2 separate regions of the Homo sapiens genome follow, and region 2 is linked to region 1. A link is a contact called in ENCODE Hi-C or POLR2A ChIA-PET data. All regions are on one chromosome and are shown on one strand. Each heading gives the region's core, a stretch centred on a gene start or an enhancer-like site at or near the end of the contact. The rest is flanking DNA. Distances are from core to core; before and after follow the strand shown.

What was found. Hi-C counts contacts between places; a loop is a spot of excess contacts on that map. ChIA-PET counts read pairs that join two places held with the same protein, here RNA polymerase II (POLR2A).
Region 2: a loop to region 1 is called in a map of HepG2, with 4 times the contacts of the local background. The contact joins two enhancer-like sites. A Hi-C loop is called at or near these places in 5 of 168 maps with a recorded cell type or tissue (Caco-2, Calu3, GM12878 and 2 more) and 1 of 37 single-sample maps with no recorded cell type. POLR2A ChIA-PET finds 5 or more read pairs at or near these places in 2 of 52 experiments (HepG2 and activated CD4-positive, alpha-beta T cell).

The regions. Positions count from the first base shown.
Region 1 is chr3:170,959,762-170,963,805 of GRCh38, reverse strand. No RefSeq gene overlaps it. Among named protein-coding and RNA genes, the nearest start is that of EIF5A2, 53 kb to the right of the region's middle. Within about 2 kb of position 1,770, at least 2 of the 41 ENCODE cell types and tissues checked have a DNase peak (open chromatin) inside an H3K27ac peak, as active enhancers do.
Region 2 is chr3:171,000,118-171,004,161 of GRCh38, reverse strand. SLC2A2 (solute carrier family 2 member 2) reads left to right here. Exons shown (of 11, transcript NM_000340.2): 8 at 1,482-1,586. Among named protein-coding and RNA genes, the nearest start is that of SLC2A2, 25 kb to the left of the region's middle. Within about 2 kb of position 1,686, at least 2 of the 41 ENCODE cell types and tissues checked have a DNase peak (open chromatin) inside an H3K27ac peak, as active enhancers do.

The DNA.
Region 1 (4,044 bases), core at 521-3,020:
CTTGTTCAGCTCCCACAATAAAATGTCTGGCCCAAAATGCCAATAGAGCTAAAGCTGAGAAACCCTAGCTTATGTATATATATGACCTCATTTATATTTTCTGAGGGCTACTTTGCTCACTTGTAACATGGGAATAAAAATACCTTCAAGGTATTTTCTGACCCTTGAAAACATAAATGATTTACTCAAGAGTACCTATCTAATAAACAATAATACTAAATATTGGACCCAGATTTCTAAATGCAGTTACCTTTCTATTTCATTACAATCTTGGTATCTACTAGATTCTTACAGCTCTCCTACTTGTATTCCCGCCTCCCTCCTTTCCTGAGCATGGTAACCCCACTCTTCAACCCTCATTTTTTTCTACCTGGCTTTCTTACCTTTTCTGACCTCCGATACTGTCTTCTCTTGGGTTATCATTTGGCCTTCTTATCCTCTGGTTCTATGTTAGGCCCAAGTAACAATGTTAGAGCCTGAAATTCCTTCCTTCATTAATGAATGTACACAATGGAATAACATTAGGAATATAATTTCTCTCCTAAATATTTTTATTGTTTGCTTAATATAGGTGCTCAGAGTTAAAACTTAGGGGGAAAAAAGATAGCAAGAGAGAAAATTTAAATCGGTCAATCTCCAAATCTAGAAATATATCTCTGCCATCAATTTTAGTATTTTCTCTATGCAAATCTTTTCTTCTATTAAAAAGCATTATGTCAACAATATGGTGTATTTTTTTTCCTATAATAACACTGGGGGCCTCTTTCTATGCCACTAAATATTGTTCTCGAGCACCATTTTTAATAGCTCCATAGTAATTCATTGTATGGATATATTAGAATGTCTTTAACCAACTTTGTATTGTTGGTTAGGCTGCTTCTAATTTTTAGCTTTTACAAACATATTTTGTAACATATACGAAATATTCTTAAAGCAAATCTTTGATCATTCTTTTCATGTTTTTACCTAGAAGAATATATAGATCAAATGACATTCAAGAATTTAAGGGTTTTGACAGACTCAAATTGAAAGGAAATTTTACTTCAAATTGATAACTTTTTTTTTTGGTAGGTGGGGCTGCTAAGCCATGAACATCCTTTATCCAGGTTGGTTTCTCACTATGGTGGCCTCTCATTGCTTATCTGTGAAATGAACAACCAGAGTAAGGCTGGCAGTTGGTGGTAATTAGTCAGTACTTTTACCACTACTATAAACTACTTCTGAATAATCTTGAAATTCAATTCCACTGACCTTTAGTAAATTCCACATCATATTAAACACAATCCAAAGACTATAAACATAAACTGCCTACCTTGGAGGTGTTTATAATTTAGTGTACACACATTATTATGTAATACAAAATGTTATCAGTTTGGTAAGAAAATTTAAAAGTGCTGTAGAAAGAGGAATATTTCTGAGTAAGGTGTTTGGGGAAATTGTCATGAGGGAAATGATATTTAATTCAGGCTTCAATGATGGGCAAGGTCAGATTTTGAACTGGCAATAGGCAGAAGGGCATTGGGAGTATGGAGACACACAAAGCAGAATAGTCAGTGGCAAGAAAGTGTATGACATTTATTTGAAAAAAAAAGGACAGCAGTCAATGTTTCTCCTGAGTAGGGTTAATGCAAGGCAACAATAATAGATACACTGGGAAAAGAAGATTGGTATCAAACTGTAAATTCTTTGCTGAGGAGTGGAAACTATTTGGAGGGGAATAGGGAGCTGATGAAGGGGACAGAAATGCTGCACGAAGGTTACTCTGTGAGCAGTGTGGATCACAGTGGCATCTGGTGTTGGGAATTATCACAGTAGCTCTTTTGTGAGAAGAAAATAAGGGCCTGGAAATGAGAAAGGTCGAAGAGAAGGAAACTGACAGCCAGAAAACGTATAGCTGAACCTCTTCAAATTGTGTAAAATATAATAATGCAAGCAAGAGTAAAATTGGCAAATTTAAAAAGCTTGATTTATAGTCTATGTTCCTCCCACCCAAATTTTTCCTAAATTAATATGCAACTGTCAGCACAGATTGTTTGCTGTTAATTTAACTACATTTGAAAAGCTTTAGCACCACCTGGTGATGAAAACTCAGATCGACTCCAACAACCCTAAATTCCATCTTTTTTTCTGCCAAGTTTTTATTTTGAAAACATTTCAAACATACATAAAATTTTAAAGAATACTGTAATAACACCCTTACACCTTCATCATATTTACCAATTGTTATGTTTTGCCACATTTGCTTTAGTTCTTCCTCTATGTGTTGAACCATCTGAAAGTAAACTACAGACACTAAAACAATTCAAAAACTGTCAGCATAAACTTCCTGAAAGGATACCCTCTGCATAATGACAATACCATCTCCTTACCTGAAAAATTAATAATTTTACACCATCATCTAATATGCAATCTATATTCAAATCTTCCAAGTTTTCATCAAAAAAAATGTTTTTAAGTTTGCATTTTTAAGGCCAGAATGTAATCAAGACTTACGCTTTGCATTTGGTTGACATGTTTCAGGGGTCTCTTTTAATCTAGAGCAATTCTCACTTTTTATTTTGGCCTTCCATGGAGGCCTTTGCTGACTATCTTATCCAAGATCCACCCTACCCCCATTGGGGTAGGGTGCTTTTCTGTCTTTGCTTTTCTGCCCCCATTTTACTTAACATTTATTGACACTTAGCATTTAGCGGCTTTCCCTCTTCCTTTTTTTTTTTTCTTGCCTGTCTCTTCCCACTGAAGTATCAGCTCCATGAGAAGAAGGATTTTGTTTGTTTTGTTCACTGCCCACTGCTCCATCCTCAGTATCCAGAACAGTGCCTGGTATACAAAAAGTGCTCAATAAATACTATCTGTTGAAGGAAAGCATTGACCTCTGGGAGTTTGATTATTAAATGTCTTGAGGTAATATTATTTGGGTTAAATCTGCTTGTTATTCTATAACCTTCTTGTACTTGAATATTGATATCTTTCTCTAGGTCTGGAAAGTTCTGTTATTATCTCTTCAAATAAACTTTGTATCCTGGACTCTCACTCTAATTCTTTTTTAAGGCCAATTACTCTTAGATCTGCCCTTTAGGGGCTATTTTCTAGATCTTGTGGGCATTTTTCCTTTTTTTTTTTTTTGAGATGGCATCTTACTCTGTCGCCTAGGCTGGAGTGCAATGCGGCGATTTCGGCCTACTACAACCTCCACCCCCCCGGTTTCAAGCAATTCTCCTGCCTCAGCCTCCAAAGTAGCTGGGATTATAGGTGCCTGCCACTGCACCTGGCTAATTTTTGTATTTTTAGTAGGGACGGGGTTTCACCATCTTGGCCAGGCTGGTCTTGAACTCCTGACCTCGTGATCCACCCACCTCAGCCTCCCAAAGTCCTGGGATTACAGGAATGAGCCACCGCGCCCGGCCAAGCAGGCATGTTTCATTCCATTTTATTCTTTTTTGTCTCCTCTGCCTGTATATTTTTAAGCAGCCTGTCTTCATGGTCACTAATTATTTCTTCCACTTAATCCACTTTGCTGTTGAGAGAATCTGAAGCTTTCTTCCATTTATCAATTGTATTTTTTAGCTTTGGGATTTTTACATGATTTTTAACAATTATTTCAATCTTTTTGTTACATTTATCTGACGGGATTCTAAATTTCTTCTCTGTGTTATCTTGAATTTCATTGTCTTTTAAAACACCTATTTTGAAATCTCTGAGAGATTACATGTCTCTGTCTCTCTGGGATTTGCCCTTAGTCTCTTATTTAGTCCATTTGGTGTGGTCATGCTTCCTGGATGTTTCTGATGCTTGTGGATGTTTGCTGGTGTCTGGGTATTGAAGAGTTAGGTATTTATTCCAATCTTTGCATTCTGGGCCTGTTTACACCTGTCCTTGAGAAAGCTTTCCAAGTATCCAAAGGGAATTGAGGGTGTACAGCAAATCACCATGGCCACATGTCTACCTATGTAACATACCTGCATATTCTGCATCTGTATCCTGGAACTTAAAGTAAAAATTTAAAAAAAAATTACGTAAATGTGTTTAAGAAAACTACCTAAA
Region 2 (4,044 bases), core at 437-2,936, 40 kb before region 1:
TGTGAAGCGTGCTGTAGGCCTCTATGCACTGAACACAGTTGGCACAGTCCTCTACCTCAGTCCTGTCTGCAGGAAGAGGTACCAGCAATAGGACACGTTAGGTGGGGAAGGAATGACAAAGGATGATGGATAGCAGAATGACCTAAAAGACATAAATATATAAACATAACTAAATTTTAAAAGGCTATTAGAAAGGTTGTGAACAAAATTTCTCCATGTCTACTGAGACTAGTGAAATTTTCTGGATTAAATGCAATAGCAACTAGACCTCTTATACATGCTGGTGAGACTGTAAAATTGTCATAACTTCTTTCAAAAACTATCTGGCAATATCTATCAAAGTTGAGCACATGCCTACACCATGGTCCAGCAATTCTATTCCTAGTTATAAATGCATACATATTCCACCAAAAGGATTGTACTAGAATGTTCCTAGCAGCACTATTCATAATCACTATTCATTATTACTATTCATAATCAATAGCTAAAAGACATTTAAAAATGTTGACATCATGATGTGTCTTGCTACAACAAATATATATTGAGTGAGCATTAACTTTCGTTTTGCTTCAAGTTTTCTAAAATTACAATTTTTAAAAACGTCAATAGTCAATGGTACTATATGTCTGTTTAATATTAAGGTGAAGGCAAAAGGCAAAAATCAAAATAAATACAAGGAGGGAAAAAGAATAATTACACCCGCCTCCCACCCTCCCCCCCAAAAAAAACTACATTGCAAGTGGCTTCTAGAGTTGAGTATTGAATTGAGGATTTCTGATAGCCTAATGAATAGTAAATTATTCATTTAGGAATGGCAGCTACCTAAATACTCATCAATAGAATAGTAGTAAATCGTGGTATATTAATATAATAAAATACTACATAGTAATGATAGTGAACTGTCTACAATACACAATAAGGATGATTCTCACAAAGGTAATGTTGACTAAAAGAAGCCAGGCACAAAATGATACATATTATGTGGTTCCATTCACATCAAGTACAAAAGTAGACAAAATTTATCTATGATGTCAGGAGTTGTAAGAGTGGTTTCCTTGGGATAAGTGATAAAGGGAGATTTAAGAAGTTTCTGGAGGGGTGGAAATTATTTATCTCTTGATCTGGGTGCTAGTTACATAGGTGTGTTCAGTTTGTGAAAATTAATTAAGCTGCATATTTATGTGTACTTTTCTATGTATATTATACTTTAACAAAACGTTTCAATTTATTTACAAAAATAAAGAAAATGCAGTAGCAGAGTTCTCAACTAAATATAAGGAGGACGTTTAAGCAATCAGAAGCTTTAAACACTAAAGGAAGACTGAGGGTTCTCTTCCTTGGAAGGAGAAAATCTGTACGAAGTTCTAGGGTGCATGCCGCTATAGAAACAACTAAAAATAAACAATCTAAAATATTTCTTGCTTTAAAGATATCAGTGCCAGACTTCTTAAGATTAAGGCTAACCTGTTTTTACTTTGCAGATTTTTTACTACTCAACCAGCATTTTTCAGACGGCTGGTATCAGCAAACCTGTTTATGCAACCATTGGAGTTGGCGCTGTAAACATGGTTTTCACTGCTGTCTCTGTAAGTCAATGCCCTAGATAAATACTCTGCTTGTTCCTTAGTCCAGAAATTGCAGGAGGGGTGGGGAACTTCGGCTCTAAAAGCAATCAATGACTTATTGTACACATGCTCTAAGTGTGTAAACCCAAGTGAGTCATGAGAAGAGTCCTGTTTGAATAAGCCAACCACTGCATTGAGATTAGGCATAACTGAGGTGAATCGCTGATTCTCTGCACTGCTGGGATGCCATTTAGTCACTCATTTGTGAATTTTTAACTCACTTGGGGACACAGAGAACTTCCTCCTTGTGCAGATTCCTAGGTTCCTTCTTTTCTCTGTACATAAACCCCTTGGGAGTAGCTGACAGCTTGTCATTTCTATTGATATTGGATGGTCTACTTAGATTCCTCTTTTTACATAGTTCAAATTCTTTTTTTTACCATGTGCCTTGGGGGAAACATATAAAAATAAATAAACAAGGCCCTCTCTAACAGACATTTAAGCCTTTAAGCAAAGTTAAACAGACTCAGCAAATGGTATTAAGCCATTGAGCAGAGCTTCCAAGTAGTTCACAAGGTTGTGGCTTCCGGTGATGCATGAGAGTATGTGTGAGATTATGAGGGAAGTGACATAGTAACTAGAAATGTTATTGTTTTCTTCCAACAAAAAAAAAAGTCATATACTCTTCTTAAAACCAAATAACTTTATATAAGAAGTGATGGTTCTTATATATTAAGGATATATAAGAAGTGATGGTTCTTATATATTAAGGATATATAAGAAGTGATGGTTCTTATATATTAAGGATATATAAGAACCTGACAACAAGAATATCTAACATAATAATCTAAGAAGTAAACAAACAACAATAAAGACAAAAACTCCCCAACTAATGTAATTCACTGTAGAATGAGAGTCATTGAGCTTATTTTTATCTTTGTTCAACAAGATAAAAACAGCAAAAAGTTTATTCTTTTCAATTTTAGTCACAATACTATACTCAATATAATTTAGTCACTTGTTTTTTATTCTCTGCACATGAACTCTTAACTATTACCTTAGGGTGATCAATAAATTACAGCCTGGCTACCCAGATCAAAAGGCAGGTTTGTCCAGACCACATTAAACAGTGCTGGACCTTGGAAAGAGCAGGAAAAACAGATAATAACGAAACACCAATGGTTCTGTAGACATACCTTTAGAGATAAGGCCTGTTTAAACCAAAAGGCCACTCTAAATCAATCAAGACCTGTTTCTGAAGTGCAATCCAAGGGACTATTCACCCTTTTGTCTCCTGGAATATTTTTTACAAATTCTTCAACATATTTTTTATGATAGATTATTATTAAAACATTTTGTGTATAATAGGATTTTCTATGTAAAGCATCAAATTGTCAAGATTGGGTAGCCTAAATTCTGAAAAAATCTAAAGAGGAAACTTCTGTAAAGTTTCATTTTTGCACCCTGCTCCCAACCCCACTGATGTGGGAGGAGTTGTTTAAGACAGTGTCCTAATTATTTTGAATGTACCTTTTTAGAGTCCATCCTTTGATTCTGTTTAAGTTTTTGAACAGGGAAGTGACATAATCTTTTAAAACCAGTCCAAATCATTAATTAAGCCTCCAGGACTACAGATCACATTTAAAATTTTTAATTATATTAATTTTTGAAACATTGTTTTAAAGTTCAAAAAGTATAAAAAGGATAGTCCCTCCGTCACCCAGTTTCTCTCCCCAAAATTAACCAATGTTACCAAATTGTGTGTGTACTTTCAAATAAAAATATGCAAATAGAAATATGCACTGAATATATTAATGTTTCACCAAATTGGAAGAACATCAGTTTGTTTTTGGGAAGAGAGACTTTCCCAACTCCACACTAATTGTGTTCCACATCCTATATTTTCTTCCACACTAATGGGCTGGTAGAAGAGGGCCTGTAATCTTGAGAGAAAAAAAGCAGAAAGAAAATGGAGGGATCTAGGAAGCAGGATGACACTGAGAAAGAAGCGGTGACTACCAAATTGGAACTAAGAGCCCAGGATTTGCGTGAGGCCCTGGGGCAAAGATGAGCGTTCTAATTGGGAAGACATCTCCAGCCACTGACCATGTCTCACTCCTTGTCACACTCATCCTGAGTGTACACCAGGCCTCAGGGACAGAGGCCAACTCAATTTTCAAGATGTTCAGTTTTAGAGTTTATAGTAAGGGAGCTTATTCACAAAGAAATGCTTCTATTTTCTTGGTAGCTTGACGTGGTGGCACCAAGCCAGTTTTGAACATCATAATAAAAGAGTTAAAATATAGAGAGAAATTTAATGAACTTGAGAAAAGTCTGTTTTTTCCAACTTCCTTCTCAATAATTAAATATGTGCTCTTAGCTTATCATCTTATCTGAAGTGATTTAAAACTCTGATATGAGTGTGCCTCTGAGAAACAGGCTTTCACTGTAGGTGAAATGTTTCTAAGATGTCTTCAGA